3 separate regions of the Homo sapiens genome follow, and all the other regions are linked to region 1. The links are chromatin contacts, found by Hi-C or POLR2A ChIA-PET in ENCODE. All regions are on one chromosome and are shown on one strand. The core of a region is the stretch at or near the end of the contact, and the rest is flanking DNA. Distances in the headings are between cores, read along the strand shown. Region 1 has its middle 100 kb from the start of CAV2-DT. Region 2 has its middle 140 kb from the start of TES. Region 3 overlaps CAV2-DT (CAV2 divergent transcript).

What was found. A loop is a pair of places that touch in the nucleus more often than their neighbours do. ChIA-PET counts read pairs that join two places held with the same protein, here RNA polymerase II (POLR2A). Pooled maps may share reads with other maps.
Region 2: a loop to region 1 is called in a map of endothelial cell of umbilical vein, with 5 times the contacts of the local background. The contact joins two enhancer-like sites. A Hi-C loop is called at or near these places in 17 of 168 maps with a recorded cell type or tissue (MCF 10A, PC-3, PC-9 and 9 more) and 13 of 50 pooled maps. POLR2A ChIA-PET finds 5 or more read pairs at or near these places in 3 of 52 experiments (AG04450, MCF 10A and endothelial cell of umbilical vein).
Region 3: a loop to region 1 is called in a map of PC-9, with 5 times the contacts of the local background. The contact joins two enhancer-like sites. A Hi-C loop is called at or near these places in 6 of 168 maps with a recorded cell type or tissue (PC-9, Right ventricle myocardium inferior, cardiac septum and 3 more) and 5 of 50 pooled maps. POLR2A ChIA-PET finds 5 or more read pairs at or near these places in 1 of 52 experiments (PC-9).

Annotation. Positions count from the first base shown.
Region 1 is chr7:116,393,978-116,397,383 of GRCh38, reverse strand. No RefSeq gene overlaps it. Among named protein-coding and RNA genes, the nearest start is that of CAV2-DT, 100 kb to the left of the region's middle. Within about 2 kb of position 1,788, at least 11 of the 41 ENCODE cell types and tissues checked have a DNase peak (open chromatin) inside an H3K27ac peak, as active enhancers do; they include PC-3, PC-9, endothelial cell of umbilical vein and 1 more, where a contact is called at or near this core.
Region 2 is chr7:116,352,600-116,356,005 of GRCh38, reverse strand. No RefSeq gene overlaps it. Among named protein-coding and RNA genes, the nearest start is that of TES, 140 kb to the right of the region's middle. RefSeq lists an enhancer at 1-2,397. Within about 2 kb of position 1,910, at least 31 of the 41 ENCODE cell types and tissues checked have a DNase peak (open chromatin) inside an H3K27ac peak, as active enhancers do; they include PC-3, PC-9, endothelial cell of umbilical vein and 1 more, where a contact is called at or near this core.
Region 3 is chr7:116,441,557-116,444,962 of GRCh38, reverse strand. The region is part of intron 1 of CAV2-DT (CAV2 divergent transcript); the gene reads left to right. Among named protein-coding and RNA genes, the nearest start is that of CAV2-DT, 56 kb to the left of the region's middle. RefSeq lists an enhancer at 1,286-2,485. Within about 2 kb of position 1,747, at least 10 of the 41 ENCODE cell types and tissues checked have a DNase peak (open chromatin) inside an H3K27ac peak, as active enhancers do; they include PC-9, endothelial cell of umbilical vein and mammary epithelial cell, where a contact is called at or near this core.

The DNA.
Region 1 (3,406 bases), core at 539-3,038:
GAGCAAATATTTTCCATGTAAGTGAGTCCCAAATCTAAGTATGGCCAAGAGTTGAGACGAGAAAGTTCAATTTCAACTCAATAAACACTTGGTGAATAGCAGCTATCTTCATGGCAGGGAGATTATTGAAAGAAGAATGAGGCTTGCTCCCACGGAGCTCACATCCTTGTGGGTATGACAGATGAGGACATAATACAAGGCAGTATGACAAGGGCTACAAATGACATAAGAACAGAGCTTTGGCATCAGAGGGATCTAATTATTGATATCACATATATACCTATATATGTTAATTTTATGTTATTCTTTATTTCCTCATATTGATGAAAAACTATTTTTATCTGAAACAGTGTGAAAATTAATATCTACTTCACAAATTGCTGTGAGGATTAAATGAAAAAACTAAAAGGTGGATATCCTGATTAGGTCAACAAAATATGCTGAGTTCCTAGTATGCGTTGGGCACTATTCAAAGTTCTGGGAATAGGCTGGGTGTGGTGGCTCACACCTGTAATCCCAGCACTTTGGGAGGCTGAGGTGGGCAGATCACCTGAGGTCAGGAGATCGAGACCAGCCTGGCCAATATGGGGAAACCCCATCTCTACTAAAAATACACACACAAAAAAAATTAGCTGGGTGTGGTGGTGGGCACCTATAATCCAAGCTACTTGGGAAACTGAGGTGGAAGAATCGCTTGAAACTGGGAGGCAGAAGTTGCAGTGAACTGAGATCTCACCACTGTACCCCAGCCCGGGTGCCTCAGAGTGAGACTTGGTCTCAAAACAACAACAACAACAACAACAACAACAACAACAACAACAAAACAAAGTTCTGGGAATACATTTATGAATGAAACAAAGTCACAGTGTTTCTGCATCTTATAGCAGGAAGAGACACACAATATGCAAATAAATGAATAAATATAAATCAATGAAAAATGCTATAAAGTAAAAAAAAAAAAGCAAGGTATAGGGTCATAGAATGACTGGGGGATTGAGGAGAGAGGCAGAGAACAAGTTCCAACATCAGTGCAAAATTCTTGACACCAAGGGCTTACTATAGAGATGTTAAGTTCCCATCATTTTAGAAAAGAATTCCACTTTGTGGATTTCACAAAATGGAATGGAGGAGGTAGTAGTTGGGTTTTAAGGTTGAGGAAGATTTCAGTAGGAAAGGTCTTAAAACTAGAGAAGAAAAGGCATATAGACATGAAGATCCCCAAGTATGTGTATGTGTTATTTCTGATAAAGTGCCTTATTGTCCACATTTGTCAGACCATATTTGTATTCTGTTTTTGAGTAAGGGGTTGTTAATATCACTTAGAGCTTTGGTCTAAAGCTAGGAAGCATTCTCTCCAGTGAATGAGCAAATTGCCTCTGTATCTTTTTATACTTCAGCCAGCCTTGAATGTTTGGGCCAAACTGTTGACCCAGGAAACTGGACCACCAGGCAGGCTCTCAATAATCAAGTTTTATCTGTATTTCCTCTGTAACTATCCTTTTCTCTCTTTAAAAAAAAAAAAAAAAAATTGGCTGCTCTTCTAGTAGAACGAAGCCCTCCTTGATTGCCAGAGATATTTGCCTAGCTTATTTTAATAAAATTAATTTGCTAGGTTAGAATTTCCAAGACAAACTCAGCTTGAGGGAAAAAAAAGGAGGGGGAGGAAGGGGAGCAAGGAGGGAAGAGAGGGCAGGAGAGGGCAGGGATACCTTTGGCTTGCCACAGGATGCGCAGACTCTCTCACCAAAGGAAAAGCAAACAAACAGGCCCACTGCCTGAATCATGGGTGTAAACCAGGGCTGTTTCAGACAGCAGGGAATTCCTAAATGCTGACTGGTGTGGCTAACCTACATGAGTGTGCTAAATAGCAGTGCTAATCTTAATTTTCAGTTCTTTTACATTTTATTTTTTTCTTACGGATTTTTTGTTTGTTTGTTTCCTTAAGAACAAAGAGCAGATTTTTTGTCTTATCCTTGTCCTTCCCCTTCTCTGTGCAAATGTCTAATTTCCACTGTTTAAACTTTCCCTTTTCAGGAGCAAGAAGCTGTCTTCCAGCTTTCTCCTTGATCAAACTTCTGTCTCTTCCTGCCCCCGTTACATTTTTGAAAGTATTATCTACTCATATTTCCTCCATTGCCTTATTGCTTATCATTTGCAATCCAGTTCTTCTAGCAATCTGGTTTCTGCTTTCATTAGTCTACTGAAATTATTTTCTCCAAATGTCAAACTTTGCCAACTTGCTAATTTGGATTTCCTGCTCAGAGTTCCTTTTCTTTTTGACCTTTGCATCATCTGAGACCCTATCCACCTCTCTACTTCTAGGTGTATTATATTCCTTTGATTTTTAAAAATCTAGGTATGCATTTAGTAAAATTACTTGTTTTTTTTTTCTCTTACTCCAAAAGTAAACTTTTTTTTGAGACTTCATTATTGAACTTCTTATATTTTCTCTCCTTTGGCATTTTTTTTTCCTGTCTTAGTAGCTCACCTTTCTCTAGAACTGTAGGTCCAAATCTCCAACTACCTGATGAATATTTCCATCTGTGTTGTCTCATCAGTTCCTCATTTTCGCACATCAAGGGTGCATTCCGTCGTCTTCCTCTGATACAGTCAATCAGAGTATCTAAACAAAATTCCCACGATTAATGTATTTCTTTCAAGCAATATAGATGAAAAATGATACATGAAAATAAGATATTCAGGGTGCTTCAATTGCTAGTGCTTTTCATTTTAACTGTTTCTCTGGTAATATTTTAAAGAGAGTTTGGTACAATTTTTTTTTTTTTTTTTTGAGATGGAGTCTCGCACTGTCGCCTGGGCTGGAGTGCAGTGATGCTATCTTGGCTCACTGCAACCTCCGCCTCCTGGGTTCAAGTGATTCTCCTGCCTCAGCCTACTGAGTATGCGGGATTACAGGTGCCTGCCACCAGGCCTGGCTAATTTTTTTTTTTTTGTACGTTTAGTAGAGATGGGATTTCACTATGTTGGCCAGGCTAGTCTCGAACTCCTGACCTCGTGATCCACCCGCCACGGCCTCCCAAAGTGTTGGGATTACAGGTGTGAGCCACCGCACCCCGCCCGCAATCCACCGTGCCGGGTCTGGTACACTTTTATGAGTGAATTGGCACATTTTATAATTGAACATAAGAATTCAAGAGAGTTTGAAACATACCCCTAGCAGATCCTTTAGAAGAGCTAGTCTATTTTCACAGTTATCATTCTCTTATGGAACCTTACCACACTTCTTTACATGCTAAATTTCTAAGTTCCAAGTTGTCTTAACCTGAAAAATATTTTATTTTTTCTTGTACGTTCTTTTGTGAGTATCACAGTTCTCTATCCAGGCTGGGACAATGATGTATTTAAATAATGAATGTTAAAAAAAAATCCCCATTAGCTTTCCCAT
Region 2 (3,406 bases), core at 661-3,160, 42 kb after region 1:
CTATCCAAACCAGAACACTTCTGTCAGTGAAAGAGGCACTGTTGGTAATTAAATCTGGACAACTAGAGTCAACTGAGACTCTCCTGGCAAACTGCGGTGTATGGCCACCCTCTGCATAGAGAATCGGGTGATTTCTGGCTCTAGAGATGCAAGTCAAGTGCTTCTTTTCCTGTGCGTGATTGGGCATTTTTAGTCGCTCCTCTAAATTATTATAGATGATCATTTTCTGCTCTTGATAGCAAATATAACAATAAGAAAAAATTGGATAATAAATTTTCATATGACTCAAAACACAGCCCCGTTGTTAAATAATATTGCTTCAGAATAGATTTTCTTGCAAAGAAAATGTTCTGTACAAATTCTTTAAAGAAGTCTTTCAAGTGGATTTTTTTTAAATGATGCCACCGCCCACTACTTACAAAGAAAGTCTTGAAGGGGAGCAGCAACCCCTCAGGCCATTTCTATCAAAGAGATGTACAATCAGTACCAGCAACACAAAAATGCTCCTGTAATTGCACCCAAACTATTTTTTGTACCTAACAAATTTTTGTCTTCAAACTGCAGTTGTATGGCTGTGTTTCCGTTCTGTTTGTTTTACCACTTCCCTTTGAAATATTTTGCATCATCCTGGAGATTTTCCCAAGTTGTGGTCTGCTCGCTGGAGGGCTGCGCTCCTCTGATTTGCAGCATGAAGTTGTGTTGCCATGGCAGGGGTTGTTTACCATAGGGGAACACTTAACAGGATGGGCACCTCCCACAGCCATTCCAAACTCCTTTCCTCCTCTTCTCTACTCGCTTAGATATTCTGAGACAGCAGCCCAGATATGGCTTTCTCTAATCGTAAACTACATTCCCGGAGCGTGAACTTGACTTTGCTATGCTTTCGAGATAGGGAAATGTTTGGCTCTGTTTATTCCTCTCAAACTGGGCAGTGTCCTCTTGACTGTTATGACTAATCCACTTGTCATGGCTGGAATCTCCTAACAATTCTTTCCCTCAGGTAAATCACATCGCTCAGACTTGTGAAGCAAAAATGCCACTGAGACCAAAGGGTGACCTTGTGGTGGTCGCAGCCTGTTCACCTGACAGAGGTCTCTGTTGCCCAGGAGGACTTTTTATTTTTCCAATAAAAGGAAAGCTTAGTCAGAACCTGACAAGTCTTGCTCCCTCACATTCCTGCAGAGGAACCAGCCTGGGGAGAGATAAGAGCCGTGGGTTGACACCCTGATTATGCTTACCTTCTTATTTGTTAAATGTGGAAATTGACTTCATCCAATTAATAAGAGCAGGAAACAGTTTTTGTTTTGTCTTTGTAGGAAAACATGAAGTAACAGTTTTATCTCAATTTGTCAGGCATTGCCCAAGAGACTACAGCCATGTGGGCCAGTGGCCAAAAAATTGCTCTAAGGCCCAAGTATTAACACCCAGATATAAAAAGAATGCTAATTGGTTTTCCAGCTGAAAAATAATAAGGGATTTGCTGCCAAAAATGCTGTATGGCCTGAAAACCCCAAGTTTATACAATAGGGCCTGATTACAATCTGGGGGCTCCATTTGTGCTCCTATGAAGAGCTAAACAAAGGGAGGTGTTTCGCTCCTCTGTCTTTGTAGAAAGCTCCGCTCCAGATCTCAGCCTGGTGGAACACCAGGCTTCCCACAGTCTTCCTGCCAAATCCCCAAGTTTTTTCCTGGCTGCCATTCAGGAAAGTACAGCTTCGTCTGTAGGATGGAAAGTTAAAAAGGCCTTGCTTGGATACGCTGAAATATATACAAACACTGCCTGACGTATGGAGTAGGCTGCTGCCGCTGGCATCTTAGTAGAAAGAATGTGAAATTTTTAAAAGTCATTTTGGGTACGTGATTGAGATGTTAGCTGGAAGAAGAAACTTTTTTTGTTTGTTTGTTTTAGAAAAATGAAAATTCAGCATTCCCCTTAATCTTAACAGTTATCTTACCTTAGTTGTCTCATTGGTAAAATGTCAACTAACCTCCAAGATCCCATTTAGTTTGGGCTGTCTGTAACTTGAGGGCCGGGTATAGCGTATGCAGAAAATACAGGCTGTCTACTGAATATCTTTGAAAAGGTCCCTGGAAGTGAGTTGGGATGAAAGTCAAAGTCTGGAGCACTGGCATGGTACAGTCCTAGGCTGGTGTGCTGATGTGTATTGGCTGGGTGCCAGCCTGCCTGTGACTTCACACTACAATTCCAGGTCTGTATCACTTATGGGAATGGGCCTGAATTAAAATGATTGCATAATACTTACAACTCTGTTCTCTTTATTTCCAGCTGATGGTAAATATTATGGCAAATTTCACAGCATTTAATTAATCTTACCCATAATGTTTTTAAGTTGTAGTTAATACTAAAATACACTACCTTTTCACCAATCATGGTCATAGACTATTATCCTAGTCACGTATGTAATTATGCAACTAAGTTAAAGAGTTTTTTTTAAAAAAAGAATTACTTTGAAAAATGAAGTAAAATGTATTCTCAACAGCCAACTTCTGCCAAAATATGCGAAGAATAAAACAGGCCATAAGAATCCATTGATGTGTACAAAATTATTTTTTTGACAGAAACAGGCAAGCAACTATGTTTGTTGCTATCAATGCTTTTCTCTTGTTTATTACTTTTTGTTTGTTATTATTAATGTGTTTTCCCTTAAAGTAGTGAGGCAACATGGAACGTATGTAAGAGTTTATGGGCAGGGAGCAGTGGCTCACACCTGTAATTCCAGCACTTTGGGAGGCCAAGATGGACAGATCACCTGAGGTCAGGAGTTCGAGACTAGCCTGGAAAATATGGTGAAACACCATTACTCCTGAAAATACAAAATTTAGCTGGGCGTGGTGTCGGGCGCCTGTAATCCCAGCTACTTAGGAGGCTGAGGCAGGAGAATTGCTTGAACCCGGGAGGCGGACGCTGCAGTGAGCTGAGATCGCGCCACTGCACTCCAGCCTGGGCGACAAGAGCGCAACTCTGTCTCAAAATTAAAAAAATATATATATATATAAAAGAGTTTAGGAAGCATTTCTTAAAACCTGCTGGGTCTCAGGACTTTTTACCTGTAGGATACGTCAAGAAGTAGAAGGAGCATGGAGCTAGTGTTGCTGAGCTTTCATTAGGTTCACTCCACCAGGTTAAATTAATTTTCTGGCGTCCCACATCCTTCTGTGTAGACTCCAGTCTCCTTGGGCACACTCCTGCCTCTGTGATTTTGTACTACTCTTTCCTTCACCCGGAGTGAGGGAGCTCCCTTCTTTCCATTTTTTGGGATTCAGTTCAATCCCCACATGATTTGTGAAACCTCCTCAGACCACTCCGGCGCCCTTTGGTTTCCCACTTCTCTGAACTCTCATTGCTCTTATCATTTTCGGAAACAAGGTAAACACATGGAGGATT
Region 3 (3,406 bases), core at 498-2,997, 48 kb before region 1:
ATATAATACATGTGCTTAGGACTCAAAAATAAGTAGAAAGAAAAAATTAAGTTACAAGTACTTCCATACTTTCTCCCTCTGACCACGTCTATAAGAGAAATCTGAATTTGTTAGCTTGGTCTTTGTAATTTCTAAGAGATATGTTGAATCTGCCATCTTGGTTCCTTGCTTTCTGTGCCATAAAATCAGAGAATGGGGAAAGGAGAAGCAAGGAAGGGGTATCTGCACTAGAAAGATTTATTCAAGGGGGAAAAAAGAAAGACTTGAGGAGAAAGCAAAAGAATGGAGAGAGGTGAGGAGCTATACAAATTTTGTTTGGAGACTGAATTTAGTGGGAATTGAGAGGAAAAGGGGGAGAGTCTGATATTTAAGACAGATGCAGGGTGCGGGAGATATGGAAAGGAATGGGATAAATGGAATTTTAAGAAGTGTTGCTGTAGGCAACGATTGGACAACCTTTAATATCTTTCAAAAATGCAAACAAATATTGAAATTTCTTTGTGTAACTGCATCATGTTTTGTTTTGTTTTTGTTTTTTGACTTTGTATTCTTCATCTCCAACTCGGAATCAGCCACGTCTCCAAAAATTCATGTGTACTCTTAGTGAATAATGGTACTTTGAAACTGAGATCTGGGTTCTAGATGTGCTATGCTACTGGAATGTCCTTGCTCTTTGCCCCTTCAGCATATACCTACGCTGAGTATTCTAGTGTGCCATAATAAAAGGATGATGCAAGGTACTTAAACTTGTCTTTTGGCTTTGGCATAATGTAGAGTGAGGAAAAGAGAAGTTGTTTTAAATATATGACTTATGACTTATGTATGCTGTTTATTTGTATCTTTCTATAGCTGTGCTGTCCAAAATGGCAGCCACAGCCACATATGGCTATCTAAATTTAAAATAAAAGTTCAGTCCCTCAGTTATACTAACCATATTCCAAGTACTCAGTTATGACATGTGGCAAGAGGCTACTGTACTGGGTAGAGAGTAATAGAATATTTCCATCATCAGAGAAAGCTCTATTGGATAGCACAGTTCGACAGAATGCTGCCTCGTAAGGCAGACAAGTATATTTATTGGGAATTGTGTTTGTTCAGCTGGTCTTCGGAAATCCACAGGTATAGAATTATCACCAACCAGAGCCTTAATTCAACAGACACTGATGTGTATCTTCTTTTGTCACATTGGCTATTTTTCCCATTCATATGACATACTATATAGATCACTGCTTTGTTCCTGTGAAATATCCCTGTGGTTTTAAAGACCCTAATAGTTTGAATGACTTCCACTTATTGCAGACTTCACTATGTTCCAGGCGCTGTGCTAAGCACTTTATTTGCACTATCTCACTTAATCTTTATAACAACTTTATGTTTTAGATTCAATTAGTATTTTATTTAATCTTTACCTCATTTATAACAACTTATAACAACTTTATGTCATATGTACTATTAATATCTCAATTTTACACGTGGGAAAAGCAACATGGAGAAGCTAGGTCACTGGTTCACAGTCCCACAATAGGTGAGGAGTGAAGCCAGAATTAATTGTGGAAGAGTAAAGGTAGTGGAAGAATATGTATTTTTGATACTCCCTATGGGAAGCTTTCCAAATACTAAAACTTGGAAAAGGCATTGTTTTACTTTCATGAACAGAAATGCACCACAAAAAATTACACAGGCATTAGTCACACCTTTTTAGATTTCAGTTATGCATCATGCCTTAGTCACACAAATTCCTGATCTGGGAGTGTTTGTGGAAAAATGTTTATGCCCCCTCCCTCCTTCACCTCTCTCAGATACCAAACTTCCTTTCAAATTCCCAGCTTCTCAATAACAGAGTATCTTCCTAATTCTGGCTCAGCATCACTTTCCACACCTAGGACCCCAACACACATTCTTTACTCTTTTAACAATATAATAAAAAACTATTTAAAGATAATTTACATGTTAATGTCTCATACTAAATATGCATATCCATGTTTTAAAATTGTTTATTCTAAATAGAAGAATTTCTTGGGCAAATGTATATATTCTTTCCTTTAGAAGGTTTCACATTTTTTATTGGCATGTATTGATTTTACTTTTTGCATTGACTGTTCCTCTACCATTACACTTTCTTGTACTCCTTAACATTATATAAAAAGTATTTCAATGGTTTCTGAGCTCTTACATTTAACAGTGGAGTAGAGGTTTTCTTTCCTAAAGAAGTGACCCATCCGGGCCGGGTGCGATGGCTCACGCCTGTAATCCCAGCACTCTGGAAGGCCGAGGCGGGCGGATCGCGAGGTCAGGAGATAGAGACCATCCTGGCTAACACGGTGAAAGCCAGTCTCTGCTAAAAAATAGCTGGGCATGATGGCGGCCGCCTGTAGTCCCAGCTACTCCGGAGGCTGAGGCAGGGGAATGGCGTGAACCCTGGAGGCGGAGCTTGCAGTGAGCCGAGATCGCGCCACTGCACTCCGGCCTGGGCGACAGAGCGAGACTCCGTCTCAAAAAAAAAAAAAAAAAGAAAAAAAGAAGTGACCCATCCGTGAGGAAGCATAGTGGTCAGAGTCCTGAAGCTCAGCGCACAGAATCACTTTCTTGCTGTTTTCTACCCTTCAAATATTGCACTTTCTCCCTATCATAAAATCTGCCTTGGTGGCATCACCAGCTCAGGCTTCATCAGACCTGTTTGGAAACAGGTTAGACTGAACTGACTGCCTAAAGCTCCTTCAGATCTATATTTGTAATAAAGATTAACGTCTGAAAAACATATTTTGCCCAGCAAAGGCAAGCATCACAATATTATTGTGACATGTTTTTTCTTAGATGTTGAAGAAAAAAAGTTTTAAAAGATCCAGAAAGATATTTATAAAAAGAATTTAATAAAATTTCAGAGAATACTAAAAAAATTAGGCATAGTTAGAAATAAAAGTAAAAGAACAAAGATTTTACTGTGGCCTTTGGCCTCAACTAAAAAAAGTGAACTTGCCCTCTTCAAAATGCTCTTCACTTATTATATAGTCGTCATATAAAAGAAAAAAGACTGCAGGGAGATTCCATAGGTTCAAATCACTGAACTCTATATTTAGAGACAAAAACAGGAGAACTCTCATAATTCCAACACGAACCAGAAGTACAATAGTTTTAGAATCACCCAAATTTCCTTTGATATTCAGCTACACGGAGATCTGAAAGAATTTTCCGATCTTACTTATTTTGGAGCTGCAGCTGGATAATTAAACACATGTGGCAGAAACAGGAAGGCCTCATTTCCTCAACATTTTCCCACTCTGCTCTTTAAAGGGAGTATGAAAATATTTTTGTAAAAGGATGGGATTCCCTGGGTTTCCTAATAGTTGAAATGAGTTAGTCTACACTAAAGTGTTACGCTTCTCCCCTCTGGGTAGAGTACCTGTTT